Regions from separate parts of the Homo sapiens genome. Here region 2 is linked to region 1. Evidence: read pairs that join two places in POLR2A ChIA-PET (ENCODE). Cell type or tissue: PC-9. All regions are shown on one strand. Each heading gives the region's core, and the rest is flanking DNA. Links, peaks and the distances in the headings are about the cores only.

Evidence for each region. Peaks named below come from ENCODE experiments on the same cell type or tissue, not always from the same donor. Only the 100,000 strongest peaks of a DNase experiment are listed, where the experiment ranks them.
Region 2: POLR2A ChIA-PET joins it to region 1 with 5 read pairs; 4 of 35 experiments call an interaction of 5 or more read pairs at or near these places.

Annotation. Positions count from the first base shown.
Region 1 is chr11:73,984,798-73,988,851 of GRCh38, forward strand. No RefSeq gene overlaps it. Among named protein-coding and RNA genes, the nearest start is that of UCP2, 4.0 kb to the left of the region's middle. In PC-9, for the core only: no CTCF peak of the experiment used is centred there; no DNase peak of the experiment used is centred there.
Region 2 is chr11:74,578,650-74,583,071 of GRCh38, forward strand. No RefSeq gene overlaps it. Among named protein-coding and RNA genes, the nearest start is that of POLD3, 12 kb to the right of the region's middle. RefSeq lists an enhancer at 2,871-2,920. In PC-9, for the core only: no CTCF peak of the experiment used is centred there; a DNase peak (open chromatin) is centred at 2,692; H3K27ac peaks cover 905 bases.

The DNA.
Region 1 (4,054 bases), core at 1-4,000:
CACTGTGCCTGGCCTCAAGAAATTCTCTTAAATTCTTTCAGGGTGGGGGCAGATCTGAGCAATCCTATAGACATACAAACGCTGCACCCTTGGATTTTTAGCAGCTTGCTCAAGTCATAAGATGTCCTGTGGACAAACTGGAGAATGTATGGGTACAGATAAATGTATTTTGAAAACTTGTAGCCAGGTGAGGTGGCTCACGCCTGCAATCCCAGCACTTTGGGAGGCTGAGGCGGGCAGATCACCTGAGGTCAGGAGTTGGAGACTAGCCTGGCTAACATGGTGAAACCCTGTCTCTACTAAAAACACAAAAATTAGCTGGGAGTGGTGGTAGGTGCCTGTAGTCCCAGCTACTCGGGAGGCTGAGGCAGGAGAATCGCTTGAACCCGGGAGGCAGAGGTTGCAGTGAGCTGAGACTGCGACATTGCACTCCAGCCTGGGCGACAGAGCAAGACTCTGTCTCAAAAAAAAAAAAAAGAAAACTTGTTTCACATCTATTTCATTGAATTGTGTGTACACGCACACACACACACGTTTATTTGTAAATATTTTGTATGTGCCAATAACCAAATTGACAAAGTTTCATATATTTTGTTGTATAATTTTAACATCATCCCAGGAAACAATCCACTGTGCTTACAGTTTTGGAACTTCTAAATCTTTAAATACAAACTGTATTTGAAACACTGAAAATGAAAAAAAGACACAAGAATGAAAGAGAAAACTGAAAACATTAGGTAATTAAAACCAACATGAGAAAAACTTAAACATTTCCTTAGTCTCTGATAATTTCTGCTAAAAATATTGAGTAGATTGGCTATATTAACTTTCCTCCCCTCATCAAACAAGCATACAGTTATCTGATTGCATTTTTAAAAAGAAGTCGAATTTGATAACCATACATTTTAAAAATTGACATGAAACTGAATTTCTTTAAACCCACTTAGCAGATGAGATGGGGCACGGTGGCTCACACCTGTAATCCTAGCAGTTTGGGAGGTTGAGACGGGTGGATCACTTGAGGCCAGGAGTTGAAGACCAGCCTGGCCAACATGGCAAATCCCTGTCTCTACAAAAAATACAAAAATTAGCTGGGCATGGTGTTGCACGCCTATAGTTCCAGCTACTTGGGAGGCTGACATGGAGGATCACCTGAGCCTGGGAGGTTGAGGCTGCAGTGAGCCATGATTGTGCCACTACACTCCAGCCTGGGTGACAGGGTGACCCTGTCTCAAAAAAAATAAAAAATACCTGTAATCCCAGCACTTTGGGAGGCCAAGGCGGGTGGATCATGAGGTCAAGAGATCGAGACCATCCTGGCCAACATGGTGAAACCCCATCTCTACCAAAAATACAAACATTAGCTGGGTGTGGTGGTGCTTGCCTGTAGTTCCAGCTACTTGGGAGGCTGAAGCAGGAGAATCGCTTGAACCTGGGAGATGGAGGTTGCAGTGAGCTGAGATCCTGCCACTGCACTCCAGCCTGGCGACAGAGCAAGACTCCGTCTCAAAATAAAATAATTTTAAAAAACCTCTTAGGAGATTAAATTGAATCATATATTTGTTAATTTCCATGTCCATTTTGATGTTTGTTCTTCTTCTTGGTTTTGGTTTCTGAAAAAAGGGTGGGGAAATGGTGACACAAAGCCAGATGGAATTACTTGACATGTTTGTCACATAATTAACCATTGTAAATGAATTTTCCTTGGTAACACATCCTGGTTTTTTTTTTTTTTTTTTTTTTTTTTTTTTTTTTTTTTTGAGATGGAGTCTTGCTCTGTCGCCAGGCTGGAGTGCAGTGGCGCGATCTCGGCTTACTGTAACCTCCATCTCCCAGGTTCAAGCGATTCTCCTGCCTCAGTCTCCCGAGTAGCTGGGATTACAGGTACGTGCCAACATGCCCAGCTAATTTTTGTATTTTTAGTGGAGATGGGGTTTCACCATGTTGGCCAGGATGGTGTCTATCTCTTGACCTTGTGGTCCACCTGCCTCGGCCTCCCAAAGTGATGAGATTACAGGTGTGAGCCACCGGGTCTGGCCCACTCCTGTATTTTAAAAGTTGAATTGAAAAACACCGAGTTAAAAGATGCATTTTTTCCCATGAATTGTGTGAATGAAATAAAGCTAAATTCACAAAGCATGAACATAGCAGTCGTTCTCATTTTGCTCACAGTTCTAAAAATGCAAATTCTCCCCAACTTCTTAGAGCATGACAGGTGTTCAGCTGGCAATCTTTCCATGTTTACATAAGAAGCTAGAATTGATCATATGGTTTTACAGTGCTTTCCCGAAAATCTGTGATTGTTATTAGATTCTGTTTTTCCTCTATTACCTCTCAAAGGAAATAAAGCAGCAAATTACTCCCATATTTTGAGCTCTAAATTCAAGAACTACTAAATTCACTGCCAGCCATTACAAATATTCAGTTCTTTATTAAGGTACACATCATTACAGTAGGCTCAGAGTGCTAATACATGAATAATAACTATAGTTAGTAAAACAATGCAAATGGAGATCAGTTTAAAGAGCCCTGATCAATGAAGTAATTTTCAGTTGAAAAATTGTAGAAGGTATGTATTAAAAAGCACTAGTAATATATGATAATTCAATAAGTCATTGAATGAATAAGTGAGTGAATCCAACTAACTAGAAATTATTTTGATATATTAGTTTTCTTTTGTTTTTTCTTTTTTTTTTTGAGATAGAGTTGTGCTGTGTCGCCCAGCCTGGAGTGCAGTGGCAAGATCTTGGCTCACTGCAACCTCTGCCCCCCAGGTTCAAGCGATTCCTGCCTCAGCCTTCCAAGTAGCTAGGATTACAGGCACACACACCACGCCGTGCTAATTTTTTGTATTTTTAGTAGAGGTGGGGTTTCGTCATGTTGGCAGGTTGATCTTGAACTCCTAGCCTCAATAGATCCACCCACCTCGGCCTCCCAAAGTGCTGGGATTATAGGTGCAAGCCACCACACTCCACCTAGTTTTCTTTCTTCTTCTTCTCTTTTTTTTTTTTTTGAGACCGAGTTTCACTCTTGTTGCCCAGGCTGGAGTGCAATGGCATGATCTGGGCTCATTGCAACCTCCACCTCCCGGGTTCAAGCGATTCTTCTGCCTCAGCCTCCCGAGCAGCTGGGATTACAGGTACCTGCCACCACGCCCAGCTAATTTTTGTATTTTTAGTAGAGACAGAGTTTCACCATGTTGGCTGGGCTGGTCTTGAACTCCTGACCTCAGGTGATCCACCCGCCTCGGCCTCCCAAAATGTTGGGATTACAGGCGTGAGCCACCATGCCTGACCCTAGTTTTCTTATATAGACAAATCTTTATAACATACTTTTAGTTTGTACCTCATGTAAGACAAAGTAGAAAACTATTATATTTACCCCAAACACAGCACTGACAATGCCAACCTGGTGAAAAATATTAAATCCTATATATAGGCCATAGTATTGAACACATGCTTATATTAACACTCTTAAGGAAGACATATATTTATAGAAGTTAAGCCACACATAGTCTGTTTTGTTATTTTATTTTTAGAGATAGGATCTCGCTCTGTTGCCGAGGCTGGCGTGCAGTGGTATGATCATAGCTCACTGCAGCCTTGAACTCCTGGACTCAAGCAGTCCTCCCACCTCACCCTCCTGAGTAGCTGGGATTAAGGCACGAACCGTGCCTGTAGCTACTATGTGTAGTGCCTGGCTACAACTAGTTTTATAAAGAAGAAAAAGTCAGCGAAAGTATTTACGTAATAACATTCTCAAATTCTTTGTTTGCCAGATATCTTATTTGGTCACTTAGGGTACAGTTTTAAACTAGTAAACAATTATACTATAGAAGAACTAAATTAAATTATAACATGGCACAGACTTCCTAAGGAAGGTAACTCAAAAAATCTAAAAAGTGATACCAATTATTCTAATTAACATTTGAGATACTAAACGAATTAATGACCGAAGACAACCTTTGAAACTTATTCAATTATTTTTTAAAAGTGTACTAGCATAATTTAAGATCAGTTTGCCTAAGATTACATCTTTTATTTTATTTTTATTT
Region 2 (4,422 bases), core at 275-4,274, 590 kb after region 1:
ACCTGGGAGGTGGAGGTTGCAGTGAGTTGAGATCGTGCCACTGCAGTCCAGCCTGGGTGACAGAGTGAGACTCCATTAAGGAAGGAAGGAGGGAAGGAGGGAGGGAGGCAGGGAGGGAGGGAGGGAGGGAGGGAAGGAATGAAGGAAGGAATGAATGAAGGAAGGAAGGAAGGAAGGAAGGAGAGAGAGAGAGAGAGACTTTATTCTAAAATCAACAGAGAACCACCAAAGGGTTTTAAGCAGGGAGTAACATCATCAGATCTGTGTTTCAGAAACATCATCCTGGCCAGGTGCAGTGGCTCACACCTGTAATCCCAGCACTTTGGGAGGCCGAGGCAGGTGGATCATGAGGTCAAGAGATCGAAACCATCTTGGCCCACATGGTGAAACTCCGTCTCTATTAAAAATATAAAAATTAGCTGGGTGTGGTTGTGGGCACCTGTAGCCCCAGCTAATCGGGAGGCTTAGGCAGGAGAATCGCTTGAACCCAGGAGGCAGAGGTTGCAGTGAGCCGAGATCGCACCACTGCACTCCAGCCTGGCGACAGAGCGAGAATCTGTCTCAAAAAAAAAAAAAAAAAAAGAAAAGAAAAGAAACATCATCCTAGAACTTGTGTTAAAGATGAACCAGGGCCAGGGAGGGCGGATTGGAGGAGAGATGAAGCTAGAAAAGATGAGGACGAGCAGGCATTTCCTTTATTAGTAGAAAAACAACTTAAAAAGAAAAGACTGATGATAGGAGGGCCTGAAATAGGGCAGGTACAGGGACAGCAGAGGGGTGGTGGAGGCATCATAGAGCAAGGGAAAATGAGGGAAGTTAGTTGGGGAAGTCCACTATCTGATTTTGCCTTAAGAAGAAAATATTGAAAGGTAAGATACTTTAAATTGGTCAACCCCAAACATATGGAATGTTTACTAAAGTACTGTGTGTCAAGGTTGTACGTAGGAACACGTGAAGCCTCCCTGTGGGGTCTAGCAGCAGGGCTCTTTGCAGCCCTCAAGCCTGTTTAGGACCTGGGCTCGTTGCCTCTCTGTCCTCATTTCTGATCATTGGGTCTTTGAAGGAAGCTGGATTTCCCCATTAGCTTATCTATAATGCTCACTTGATAACAGACAATAGTCATTGCAGTGGTGCAAGGAAAAGTAGACAACACCTTCCACAAACAATATTCTGTAACTCAACAAAAAGGACTATAGAGCAGAACAATATTTAATTCAATTTCATCCACCCATCCATCTATTCACCAGGCATTCAGTTTCCAGCCAATAAATATTTGCTAAGGGCCTGTCCATTCCAGTTTTAGCCAAGCAGGGTGCTGGGAACCAGGGATGAAAAGGCCTTTGAAGAATTCCATGTCCCCTCCTGCAGATTCCAGCCTTCAGTTCCTCCAGTCAGGCCTCCCTGACTGACAACACTCTAGACGGAGCAGACCCCACAATGCCTGGCATGCCTTTTCCTAACACAAACGTCCACCACCACCTCCTAGCCCTGTGGCTTAGACAGACATGCTATGAAGCTCACGACCATCCTCAACTCCTTCCACCTCTCCATTTCCATGTATTTAATTGGCCAGAGTTGTCCTCACCTTCTATCTTCAGTTCTTCTCACTCTTCATTCCTTAAATTACTGAACTCTGGCTTTTGTGCCTGTCACTCTTCTAGCTGACGGAGACCAAATTCAATGCATTCCTTTTTTTTTTTTTTCCTGCGATGGAGTCTCGCTCTTTAGCCCAGGCTGGAGTGAAGTGGCATGATCTCGGCTCACTGTAACCTCCGCCTCCTGGGTTCAAGCAATTCTCCTGCCTCAGCCTCCCGAGTAGTTGGGATTATAGGTGCCCACCGCCACACTCAGCTAATATTTGTTTTTTTGTTTGTTTGTTTGTTTGTTTTTGAGACGGAGTCTTGCCCTGTTGCCCAGGATGTAGTGCAATGGCGCAATCTCGGTTCACTGCAACCTCCGCCTCCCGGTTCAAGCAATTCTCCTGCCTCAGCCTCCCGAATAGCTGGGATTACAGGCGCCCGCCACCACACCCAGCTAATTTTTGTATTTTTACTAGAGACGCGTTTTCACCATGTTGGCCAGGATGGTCTCGAACTCCTGACTTCGTGATCTACTTGCCTCAGCCTCCCAAAGTGCTGAGATTGCAGGCGTGAGCCACTGCTCCCAGCCTAATTTTTGTATTTTTAGTAGAGAGGGGTTTCACCATGTTGCTCAGGCTGATCTTGAACTCCTGACCTCAGGTGATCCACTTGCCTCGGCTTCCCAAAGTGCTGGGATTACAGGCATAAGCCACCGCATCTGGCCAACATGGTCTTTTAACTGTTTGTTAACTTATCTGTCTCCAACCTGGGCCATATGTCTCTTGTATACTATTGTATCTCATATATATAGTGAAGTCTAAGAAGAAACTCAGTGAACAAGTGAGGAATGAATGAATGAGCACTTGTCCAAGAGGACCTGTCCACGGGCTGCTTAGTATCCTGAAAAAATTTTGATAATCTGAAATTTTAAAAAAACCTAAAACTGAAATAAGTTGAGCAAATTGGACTGGACCATTTAGGAATTACAAAATGGGGAACTGTTGAGAAAATCTGTAGTTAGTCATGGGCCAAAAGCTGGAAGTGGTAGTTGAGATGAGCCATGGCAACAATGGCTGTGTTTACACTAAAATTATGAGGAAACAAAAACTGTGGTTAAGCAGAGAAGAAAACAGAGCAGTCATACAGAAAGAAGCAATTAGGTCAAAAGACAATGAGGCAAAGAGAGCAGCTCACTCCATCCAGACTGTGTCTGGAACAGCCCTTGCCCTTCTTTACCTGACATGAAAGCTGAGACCATGTGACAGCTCCTCAGGAAGCCTCCCTGACCAGCAGTGTTTGGGGGCAGAAACCAATGTTCTCTGAAAAAATGATCATATGCTTCTTTCTAGCCCTGAATGCCAACCCCACCTGACACACATTGTAAGAATTCAGAGGCCAGGTGCGGTGGCTCACGCCTATAATCCTAGCACTTTGGGAGGCCAAGGTGGGCGATCACCAGGTCAGGAGTTCGAGACCAGCCTGGCCAATATGGTGAAACACCAGCTCTACTAAAAATACAAAAATTAGCCCGGCATAGTGGCGGGCGCCTGTAATCCCAGCTACTCGGGAGGCTGAGGCAGGATAATTGCTTGAACCCAGGAGGCGGAGGTTGCAGTGAGCCAAGATCACGACACTGCACTCCAGCCTGGGTGACAGAGGGAGACTCTGTTTCACAACAAACAAAAAAACAAAAAATTCAGAAATGATGTGCTTAAGACAAAATTGCCCATAGCCAGTTTCCAGTTATCTTCACTTTTAGCATCACTACTCCAAGCACTCTCCCAGCCCCCAAGGGAAGGGAGAAAGGAAAAAATTTATACAAAGCATATGCAAGGTGGGGATGGAAGGTCCTCCTGCTCTTTTTCTGAATGTCTGAGGCAGCAAAGGTAGAGATGTGAACCTCTGGTGAGCGAGCTGAGGAATAAACAGGCTGGGATGTGAGTGTGGCTGGGAGCATGACGGGGTGGTATAGGTATAGAACAGGAAAACCAGTATCACAGTGTCCTCTTGGCTCACCCACTTAGTTTTGGTAACTGAGGGACTTTACATTGATTTTTATAGCACTGATAAGGTGTTTTAGAACAAGCACCTGCAGGCTTATCTCACTGTCCTTGAGCTCCTACGTCACCAGCTGTCATGAGCGTGATGTGTCCTGGCCTGGCCTGGCCTGGGTAGCTATACATTCCACAAGACAGTCTATGTAAGATACACATGTTCTCATAAAAGTTTATGACAACTTTAAAAAATGCTTTTATTTTTGAGATGGGGTCTTGCTTTGTCACCCAAGCTGGAGTGCAGTGGCATGATCATAGCTCACTGCAGCCTTGACGTCCTGGGCTCAAGTGATCCTCCTGCCTCAGCCTCCCGAGTAGCTAGGACTACAGGCACAAGCCACCACACCTGGCTATTTTTTTCTTTTTCTTTTTTTGTAGAGATGGGGTTGCCCTGTGTTGCCTAGGCTGGTCTCAAACTCCTGGACTCATGCGATCCTCCCACCTCAGCCTCCCAAAGTGTTGGGATTACAGGCATGAGCCACCATGCCTGGCCTAAACAACTTTTTGAAAAAGAAGAAATACAGGCTTGTGATGTATTGTTAAAAGTTGTAACAAAGACAGCACTCTGGCCACGTGTGGTGGTTTACGCCTGTAATCCCAGAACTCTGGGAGGACAAGGTGGGTGGATCACTTGAGGCCGGGAGTTTGAGACAAGCCTGGCCAACATGGTGAAACCCTGTCTCTACCAAAAATACAAAAATTATCCAGGCGTGGTGGTACACACTTGTTGTTCCAGCTACTCAGGAGGTTGAGTTATGAGAATTGCTTGAACCCAGGAGGTAGAGGTT